2 separate regions of the Homo sapiens genome follow, and region 1 is linked to region 2. The links are chromatin loops, found by intact Hi-C in ENCODE. Cell type or tissue: PC-3. All regions are shown on one strand. Each heading gives the region's core, and the rest is flanking DNA. Links, peaks and the distances in the headings are about the cores only.

Region 1 (5,498 bases), core at 381-5,380, 150 kb after region 2:
GTGGCTCACGCCTGTAATCCCAGCACTTTGGGAGGCCAAGGTGGCGGATCACGAGGTCAGGAGATTGAGACCATCCTGGCTAACACGGTGAAACCCTGTCTCTACTAAAAATACAAAAAATTAGCCAGGCGTGGTGGTGGGTGCCTGTAGTCCCAGCTACTTGGGAGGCAGAGACAGGAGAATGGCGTGAACCCAGGAGATGGAACTTGCAGTGAGCCGAGATCGCGCCACTGCACTCCAGCCTGGGCGACAGAGAGAGACTCTGTCTCAAAAAAAAAAAAAAAAAAAAGAGAATTTAATGAGAATACAGTTCAAACTATTTGACTCCTTATAGACTAAATAGGCAGTTGATTAAAATAATATTCATTTCAACCAATTGATCTGGACTTTTTGTAGACTGTTGAAGTCTCATGAAAACATAAAACAAGATTGTTGCACTTTTAAAAGTCTCTATCAGACTTCCTTCAGGCTCTAGGCTCATGATAATGATTGGAATAAAACTGGTTTTGACCACAATGAGATATCATCTCACACCAGTTAGAATGGCAATCATTAAAAAGTCAGGAAACAACAGGTGCTGGAGAGGATGTGGAGAAATAGGAAGGCTTTTACACTGTTGGTGGGACTGTAAACTAGTTCAACCATTGTGGAAGACAGTGTGGCAATTCTTCAGGGATCTAGAACTAGAAATACCATTTGACCCAGCCATCCCATTACTGGGTATATACCCAAAGGAATATAAATCATGCTGCTGCAAAGACACAGGCACACATATGTTTATTGCGGCACTACTCACAATAGCAAAGATTTGGAACCAACCCAAATGTCCAACAATGATAGACTGGATTAAGAAAATGTGGCACATATACACCATGGAATACTATGCAGCCATAAAAAATGATGAGCTTATGTCTTTTGTAGGGACGTGGATGAAGCTGGAAACCATCATTCTCAGCAAACTATTGCAAGGACAAAAAACCAAACACCACATGTTCTCACTCACGGGTGGGAATTGAACAATGAGAACACTTGGACACAGGAAGGGGAACATCACACACCAGGGCCTGTTGTGGGGTGTGGGGAGCGGGGAGGGATAGCATTAGGAGGTACACCTAACGTAAATGACAAGTTAATGGATGCAGCACACCGGCATGGCACATGTATACATATGTAACAAACCTGCACATTGTGCACATGTACCCTAGAACTTAAAGTATAATAAAAACAAACAAAAACAAACAAACAAACAAAAAACAAAAAAAACTGGTTTTGAATGGAGCTCCTGCTAAACAGATGAATGGTGGGAGCTGGAAAGTTACTGAAGGACAGCCAGCTTTTTCTGCAAAACCACACAGCAATACACAAAGCCATAATGGTAAAAATTGCGTACATCTGAGAAGAAGGTATAAACTAACATGTTATGGGGAAATGAAGAGGGCTTGGGAGAGAGAGGAGGGTCGGAGATTAAAAGAACTCCAGGGATGGAGCCAGAACCCAAAAGAAACCAAAGAAAAAATAAAAGTAAATGCTAAACAGCTCCCCTTACAAATGACTTTCACATGCATGGTAAGAAGTGAACTAAAAGAAAACAAAACCAAGAGATATAATAGACACATTATGTAACAAGGATTACTAAGGAGGGGCTAAAACAAGAAACAGACTTGGAATAATTTGGATATGGAAAGTTTATGCAAGAGATAGACACAACAGGCTAGGGGGAATTATGCCAACATGGGTCAAGGCGGATATTGTGTCTGAAGGGAGAAAGAATGTCACATAATAAATAAGTTGGCAGTGGGACAAAATATGTTTGGATGGAAATAAAAGATAAAAGGAAACTAAGACTAATAGGAAATTATTATAGACCATCTGGGTCAGATAAAAAGGCAGCTCAGAATGTTTATGCAGATAAGGATGCCCAAGAAAAATACAGTATGGTCTGGGATAGTAACATTAATATCATATTACAGCAAAGTGATATATTGGTTACATTTCTGGAGAAGACAATGGAATTGATTACAGTCTAGTTTTGCAAATCTTTTGGAGGTCAGAAACCTAGAAAATGGCTAACAGAGAAGGATTCAGAACAGTTCAGGGCAGGCTGTCACCAGACAGACATCCATCCCTAACATTCAGTGGTGTCAGAGAAGACTTGATTATCTCACTCTTCCTGTCACACCACCACCCTGGTGACCTGCTGCAATTTGATGTTCTCTATTGACCCTGCCCTCATCATCTCAAAGACTTCTTCCTGCTCCAGACCCTCTCGCTCCTACTCCCTTCTTCAAGTCCAGCTCTTAAATTCATGCAGCACGGTGCCCTCATAAAAACATAATTGGCCTATCCCAGCAGCTTCTGGCCATTTGCCTGGTCACAGGGCTTTGGTCTGGAGGTTGTAGCCAGACAGCCTTGGAAAATGGGAACCAAAAAGAGACAATAGCTGAGATTTTGGCCCACTTACTCCTGGACCCTTGAACTGCAGTAGCAATGACAACAGCATCAAGCAAACTGTATTGTTTTTGTGTGCAGTGACAACCTTACTGACTGCCAGACAAGGTGGCCAGAATTTTGAAAACTTTAACAGCAGGGCTGTTACAGGCATACCTTGGAGATACTTCCAGTTCAGTTTCAGAACACTGCAGGAAAGTGCATATTGTAATAAAGTGAGTCACAAGAATTTTTGGTTTCCCAGTGCATATAAAAGTTATGTTTACATAATACTGTAGTATATTAACTGTGAAATAGCATTATGTCTAAAAAACAATATATATCCCTTAATTTTAAAATACTTTATTGCTAAAAAATGCTAATGACCATCTGAGCCTTCAGTGAGTTGCAATCTTTTTCTGGTGGAGGGTCTTGCCTTGATGTTGATGGCTGCTGAATGATCAGGGTGGTGGCGGCTGAAGGATGGGATAGCTGTGACAATTTATTAAAATAATACAGCAATTCAGTTTGCCAGATCAAATGACTTTCCCTTTCGTGAAAGATTTCTCTGTAGCATGTGATGCTGTTTGATAGCGTTTTACCCTCAGTGCGACTTCTTCCAAAATTGGAGTCAGTCCTCTTAAACCCTAATGCTGCTTTATCAACTAAGTTTACGTAATATTCTAAATCCCTTGTTGTCATTGCACCAATGTTTATAGCATCTTCACCAGGAGTAGATTCCATCTCAAGAGACCACTTGCTTTGCACATCCATAGGGAGCAACTCCTCATCTGTTCAAGCTTTTTTTTTCTTAGATGGAGTCTCACTCTGTCACCCAGGCTGGAGTGCAGTGGCACGATCTCGGCTCACTGTAACCTTGCCTCCCGGGTTCAAGCAATTCTCCTGCCTCAGCCTCCTGAGTAGCTGGGATTACAGGCATCTGCCACCATGCCCGGCTAATTTTTGTGTTTTTGTATTTTTAGTAGAGACGGGGTTTCACCATGTTGGCCAGGCTGGATCTCGCACTCCTGACCTCAGGTGATCCACCTGCCTCAGCCTCCCAAAGTGCTGGGATTACAGGTGTGAGCAAGTTTTATCATGAGATTACAACAGTTTAGCCCCATCTTCAAGCTCCACATTTCTTTTGCTATGTTCACCACATCTACAATTACTTCCTCCATGGAAGTCTTGAGCCTCTCAAAGTCATCCGTGAGGGCTGGAATCAGCTTCTTTCAAACTCCTGTTAATGTTCACATTTTGACCTCCTCCCATGAATCCTAAATGTTCTTAACGGCATCAAGAATGGTCAATCGCCACGAAATACTATGCAGCCATAAAAAGGAACAAGATCATGCTCTTTGCAGGGGCATGGATGGAGGTGGAGGTCATTATCCTTAGCAAACTAACATAGGAACAGAAAACCAAACATTGGGCCGGCTGCAGTGGCTCACGCCTGTAATCCCAGCACTTTAGGAGGTAGAGGTGGGCGGATCTCGAGGTCAGGAGATCGAGACCATCCTGGCTAACATGGTGAAACCCCATCTCTACTAAAAATACAAAAAATTAGCCGGGCATGGTGGCAGGCGCCTGTAGTCCCAGCTACTCGGGAGGCTGAGGCAGGAGAATGGCATGAACCTAGGAGGTGGAGCTTGCAGTGAGTCGAGATTGTGCCACTGCACTCCAGCCTGGGCAACAGAGCAAGACTCCATCTTAAAAAAAAAAAAAAAAAAAAAAAAAAGAAAGAAAGAAAACCAAACACTGCATGTTCTCACTTATAAATGGGAGCTGAATGATGAGAACCCATGGGAGGTACAACACACACTGGGGCCCTTTGCGGGTGGGGAGGGAGAGCATCAGGAAGAATAGCTAGTGGATGCTGGGCTTAATACCTAGGTGATGGAATGATCTGTGCAGCAAACAAATGTGGCAAATGTTTACCTATGTAACAAATCTGCGCATCCTGCTCATTACCCCTGAACTTAAAATAAAAGCTGAAGATTTTAAAAAAAAAGAAGTGAGTAAGGAGCCCCCATGGCTGGCTAGATCCGTTCCAAACCTGTCAGGGGTAGCTTCCCAGAGATGGGCATGCACATTAGAGAGAAAAAGTATTCTTAAAATGACCCCATATGGTAATTAGCTATTCAAGGGTCATGCATATGGACTACATATCATGCATGTACTTAAAATTATGGGATAGAGGCAATACATAAGTGCACAAGGGCCAAAGTAATGAAGCAACCCACCTATCAATCAAAAGACAGAACTGGCTAGAGATTAGACAGCTAGGGAAGAGAAGAGAAAAAAAAAAACGTATAAAAAGACACAAGCTACACCAGACTGGGCTGATCTCATTTTGCAGAGGTGAGTTCACAGTTCACTCTCCCCTTTGAGAGTGTAATACTGTGTGTAATAAACTTTTGCTGCTTTGCTTTGGGAAAAAAAAAAAAGGAATGGCGAATGCTTTGGTTTTAATTTACTTTGTCCATCAGCGGAATCACTATGACAGCTACAACCTTATGAAGTGAATTTCTTAAATAATAAGACTTGCAAGTAAAACGTACTTCTTGGTCTATAGGCTGCAGAATGGACGTTGTGTTAGTGGGCATAAAAACATTAGGTCAGGCACGGTGACTCACGCCCGTAATCCCAGCACTTTGGAAAGCTGAGGCAGGTGGATCACCTGATGTCAGGAGTTTGAGACTAGCCTGTCCAACATGGCGAAACCCTGTCTCTACTAAAAACACACAAATTAGTCAGGTGTGGTAGCATGCACATGTAATCCCAGCTACTTGGGGGGCTGAGGCAAGACGATTGCTTGAACCTGGGAGGTGGAGGTTGCAGTGAGCCGAGATTGTACCACTACACTCCTGCCTGGGTGACAGAGTGAGACTGTCTCCAAAAACACAAAAACAGCATTAATCTTCTTGCATATCTCCATCAGAACTCTTGGCTGACCAGGTGCATTGCCAATGGTCAGTAATATTTTGAAATAAATCTTTTTTCTTTTTAACTGTAGGTCTCAACAGTGGGCTTAAAATATTCATTAAACCATACCATAAACAGATGTGCTA
Region 2 (5,498 bases), core at 363-5,362:
CATGATAAAATAGGTGCTTTAAGAATGTTTATATTCCACATGCTCAGGGCCAGGCACCCACTTTCCTAAACTGTTCCTAAGCCTTTTCGCAAAGAAAAAAATGCAGTCCATTTAGAAATCCATTAGCATCCCAAGGGTCTGTGACAACTCTAAGAACCAAATGAACAGCATCATCTTCTAGTATGATGCTTGAGAGGCTCTGACGTTGAGTTTCCCATGTGTCTTACCTCCCCCAAAAGATTATAAAGTCCTGTGAGGGGCAGTTTTATTCAGTCTTGCAATCCCTATAGCACTTGCATGAAGTAGTGTTGGAGAATGAGACTGAGAAATACTTGTTCAAAAAATAATTTTAAAATAACTTAATGGAAAACAACTGTTGGGGTTTAAAACACAGTTGCAATGTTGCATTCTGAGATGAAGATAAGTTTTCAATACTTCGAAATATGCTACTAACTGTGAGGCTGTTTTGGATGTTTTTCTGAAGAAGTGTTCATTTATATCACGTCCAAAGAGAGAATTTTCATAAATACGATTCTGGTATATTCCTTTATTCAAATAAATACTTTTTCAGTACAATCATCAAGTACAGAAAGTATAAGTCAAAACATCACAAAACCTAAATAACTAATAATATCAAATTGCAGCTCTGTGCGAACTAGCTCTACAGTCTGGTGAAGTCATTTAGCCTCCTCCCTAGGCTTAGTTTCCCTCACATAAAAAACAGGAAATTGGGTTAGATTCTATAAAATACTGTGAACCTAAAATTTCTACTCTACCATTGTGCTAGAATTTTACTGACATGCCAATTGCTAGACTTTTGAAAAGCTACTAATGCTAAGAGTCTTTCTGTCATATGATGTCTCAAGAAAATTATATTTGCTGACTTAAATTGTTTAAAAATAATTATAAATATATCTCTGAAACTGCTGCAGGGGGGAGTACCCAAATACTGATGCGCTGAATTTTTTAAGATGAAAATTTAAATAGAATCAATCTTGAAAATGATGAGTTTAAATGTGGAAATTGAAGCCATGAGTCAAAGTAGTGAGCCTTTATGGAATAAATGTGATGCTAATATGATTACATAAATGACTCCCAGGTCCTCCTGACTATATCGTTTTTCAGGCTGTCACAGCCAGGGTGCCTGTCACGCATATCGAATGCCATGGTAACAACCCTTGCCTGTAAAGGCTGCAGCACCACATGCCATGACTCTCAACAATAATTATTAACTAACATCTTGACTGAATGATGGATTTCTGGACTCAGATGCACAATATAATCTTAATAAATAAATGCTGGGTAGAAATTTTCTTAAGTTTTTAGGGTTAAAAATAAAGGAAACATAAAATGGGGAGTTAAAAAAAAAATCTTTGCCACTTACCAGCAGGGTGGCCTTGGAGAGGTTGGATTTGCCTCCATTTGCTTATTCATAAAATGTAGGTGATAATAGCTACTTCACTGGTTTTTGTGAGGCTCAATGAAAGTATAGCACTTATTTCTTGCATATAGTAAGAGCTCAATAAATAGTAACTTTTTAAAAATCCTTCAAAAAGAACATGTATTCATAGAAATAATGTCATTTGGGACTACCTGGGTCCCATTCCTAATGATAGGAACTCCTCCAAATCAGCATTTCTGAAGCCTTCGGAAGTGACAAGACTTTTGCAAAGCTATACATTTTCAGGAAATGGCTGTGGTATTAAAGATCCAGCTATGACACTGGTAGCTCCCGGTGCCTTTATAAGCTCCGCTCCCAGTCTCAACAAACTGGCCTCTTCAAGTTCAAGTTGGGTCCTTGAGAAAGTGATTTTTTCCCCCTTGTTTATAAGACCTGATGGGAACACCTGTCTGAGAACAAGCCAAATCTCCAGTTTACTTTAGCCCAAGGTTTTGGACGCACACGCCAAGGAGGCCAAAGGAGTAAACTGAAGTTAAGAAATATGTTGCAGAGGTGCTGGTCCCTCCCAATCTAGCACCGCTCAACAAACAATTTTTTTTTTTTCTGGGCAGGGCAGCATAAGTACTGGGTGAGGGGAAAACGCAATCATCGGCTAACCTTTAAAGAGAATAGGAGGGCTGGTCTGAGACACCTTCCCAGACCTAAGCAAGCAGAGTCAAAAAAGATTAAAGCCCTTTTGGTGCTGTCACTGAATATTTACTTTCACATCATGCTGCAAATACGGTGACCCTCACAGAGGGCAACAGGACTCCTGCTCACCTAGAGAGGCAGTCTAGTGTGGGGACAAAGGTCTGGGCTTTGGATTTTCCAGACTTCAGGTATGTCAGATGTGTGTAACCCAGAACAAATTATCCAAACCGTCTGAGCCTGTTTCCTCACGGGAATTTCAGCAACATGCCTCCAACCCCACAGAGACAGAATAGATTTATCATAGCCACCTATTAGGTTTGCTCTTCAAATTAAATGGCATGACCAGCTAAGACAGCATCTGGTATACTGTTTTTGCCCAATTAAATGTAGCTGGTATTAAAACTGTTGTGGTTTTCTCCGAACATCCAACATCCAGTGTTAATCACCCATACATGTTCAGTAAATGTTTAATGACTAAATAAAAGATTTGGTACAACTACTCATTTGACAGAAGAGGAAATCAAGCGTGCAGGAGGTACGTGATAAGTGACCAACCAGAGGCAGGACCGAATACTTCTCCTAACTCTCAGCCTCCCACTATTAAATTTTTTACCATGCTAATTCGTCATGTAATTTTCAAAATCTGGCTGTACTGCACACCGAACTAGAAACTAAACGATATTTATTTACCCCTCAATGCCAGTTGGAACGGAAAGGGAAAATTTATTATCCCAAACTACTGAACAAGGACAAAACCAGAACATCAAATTATTCTCCCCACCAAGTAAATATTTAATTTGGCTTGAGTTCCTGGATGGGAAGCATTGTGTAGTGGAAAGAGCATGGGTTCTGGAAGCAAGGAAGTTGGACTCTGGCTGCTGGCTCCACATTTACTCTAGAGTTGAAGGCATATTGTTTAAATGCCTGGAGACTCCATTTTCCTATCTCCAAAAATGGGTATAATAAATCTATGTTTGGGGAGGGACTACTAAGGGAGGAATACAACATTTCTTTATGGAATGATGAAAAATGTTCTAAAATTAGATCATGTGATCATTGCATAACTAGAAACTTACTAAAAACCACTGAATTGTACACTTTATATAGGAGACTTTATGGAATGTAAACCATCTCAATAACATCAACCTTATGGTCACAGCTTTGAGGACTTAATTAGTTATTACCTACGTGAGGAATACGATGGGGAGCACAATGTAGGGGCTCAATAACAGTTGCATAAATTGGATTTCTGACGCAAAGGTGGTGGTTATCAAACTTAAGGGTACAAAACACATCTTGGATTGCTTGTTATAAAAGGCAGATTCCTAGGCCCCCCACCACCACAGATGAGTCCAGAGGCCCAGAGGAAGCCAGGGGAGGTCAGCATGTGTAAGACTCATGGAGGTGGCCCTGAGGGAGGTGGCCTACTAAACATTGCTTTAAAAGTCCTTTACTAGGGGACGTTTCAAATGGAGACATTTCTACTGTCAATTTCTTGAAATGTCAGTAATGGTCTCCCTATATTGAATTTCTGTACAAATCCAAATTCCCAGAGCTGGCTGTGGTGGCTCATGCCTGTAATCCCAACACTTTGGGAGGCTGAGGTGGGTGGATCACCTGAGGTCAGGAGTACGAGACCACCCTGGCCAACATGGTGAAACTCTGCCTCTACTAAAAATACAAAATTAACCAGGTGTGGTGGCACATGCATGTAATCTCAGCTACTTGGGAAGCTGAGGCAGGAGAATCACTTGAACCCAGGAGGCAGAGGTTGCAGTGAGCCAAGATCATGCCATTGCACTCCAGCCCGGGCAACAAGAGCAAAACTCTATCTCAAAAAAAAAAAAAAACCCTCCAAATTCCCATCAAGTATACTTAAAAGTAAGCTCTGGCTAAAAGAAATTTCTTAACAAAGAGGTGGAGAAAGACGGAGGGAGAGGGAAGAAAGAAAAGCAATATCTACTACTGCTAAACCACTTAGAGGGGGCAAAAGGGACATATTCCCAATCTTTAGATATTAACCACTTTCTACTTGTGTCCACCAAGTTCAGAATTAGAGATGAAATAAGCTTTAGTGGGCTTCCTGAGAGGACAGGAGAAAGAGAAGAAGGAACGGGCACTTTGATTTGTAATGTCTCTGCCTTAACCAACCTGAAAAGTATCTACTGGTATCCCTGTTCTACAAATGAGGAAACTAAGGCTTGGCAGAATGCATGACAAAGCAACTTCCACCAAAGTCTCACATCCAATATGCAGCAGAGTGAAACTGCAATCCCACAACTCTAGGCTTCCCAAGGGCAAGGCCAGGGGGCTGGAATCTGGGATCTAGATCTCTTGGTCCTTCCAGGAGCTGAAGAAGGTGATCAGCTTCCATTGTCCTAGCTTCAGCCTTCCTTAGGTGAATGTCCTAGAAATGCTCACTTGCCAGTCATGGCCCAACTCTGTTTCCTGTTACTGAGCACAGGCTATGGGCCAGCCCCAAGCTAGGCTCTGGAAGATGCAGCACTAAGACAGTCCTGCCCTTGAATTGCTCAGAGTGCAAGGGAGAAGAGGCAAGTGCAAGCAGATACTGCAGGATACGTAGTGGCAAGTGTGAGGAAGGGACATTCCATCCAAATATTATGCAAAGTCATCAAGAGCCTCAGGCTCAGCATTCAACAGGGAATATTATTAAGGCCTGATGTGCAGAGTTGGGGATATAACAGGAAGGCTTTTTGTTTGTTTACCTGCCCTTCATATTTATCAAGAGCCCCAAATCTATACTTTTGATCTTCTCTCCTAATGAGATTTTACACACAGTCAGAGATAAAATAACACAACAGAAAGAAAAAGATGGCCGGGCGCGGTGGCTCACACCTGTAATCCCAGCACTTTGGGAGGCCGAGGTGGGTGGATCACCTGAGGTCAGGAGTTCAAGACCAGCCTGGCCAACATGGTGAAACTCTGTTTCTACTAAAAGTACAAAAATTAGCTGGGCATGATGGTGCACACCTGTAATCCCAGCTACTCCAGAGGCTGAGGCAGAAGAATTTCTGCAACCCAGGAGGCAGGGGTTGCAGTGAGCCAAGAACATGCCACTACACTCCAGCCTGGGTAACAGAGTGAGACTCTGTCTCAAAAAAAAAAAAAAAAATGCTGGGCTCACGACTGTAATCTCAGCACTTTTGGAGGCCAAGGCAGGTGGATAACGAGGTCAGGAGGTTGAGACCATCCTGGCTAACACTGTGAAACCCCATCTCTAGTAAAAATACAAAAAAATTAGCCGGATGTGGTGGCTGGTGCCTGTAGTCCCAGCTACTCAGGAGGCTGAGGCAGAAGAATGGCGTGAACCCAGGAGGCGGAGCTTGCAGTGAGCCGAGATCATGCCACTGCACTCCAGCCTGGACAACAGAGCAAGATTCCGTCT

What was found. A loop is a pair of places that touch in the nucleus more often than their neighbours do. Peaks named below come from ENCODE experiments on the same cell type or tissue, not always from the same donor. Only the 100,000 strongest peaks of a DNase experiment are listed, where the experiment ranks them.
Region 1: it touches region 2 in a loop (11-fold over the local background); 1 of 110 quality-filtered maps calls a loop at or near these places.

What each region holds. Positions count from the first base shown.
Region 1 is chr1:64,384,722-64,390,219 of GRCh38, reverse strand. No RefSeq gene overlaps it. Among named protein-coding and RNA genes, the nearest start is that of CACHD1, 83 kb to the left of the region's middle. In PC-3, for the core only: no CTCF peak of the experiment used is centred there; no DNase peak of the experiment used is centred there.
Region 2 is chr1:64,533,772-64,539,269 of GRCh38, reverse strand. All of the region lies in intron 1 of CACHD1 (cache domain containing 1), which reads right to left. Among named protein-coding and RNA genes, the nearest start is that of MIR4794, 43 kb to the left of the region's middle. In PC-3, for the core only: no CTCF peak of the experiment used is centred there; no DNase peak of the experiment used is centred there; H3K4me3 peaks cover 935 bases; H3K27ac peaks cover 680 bases.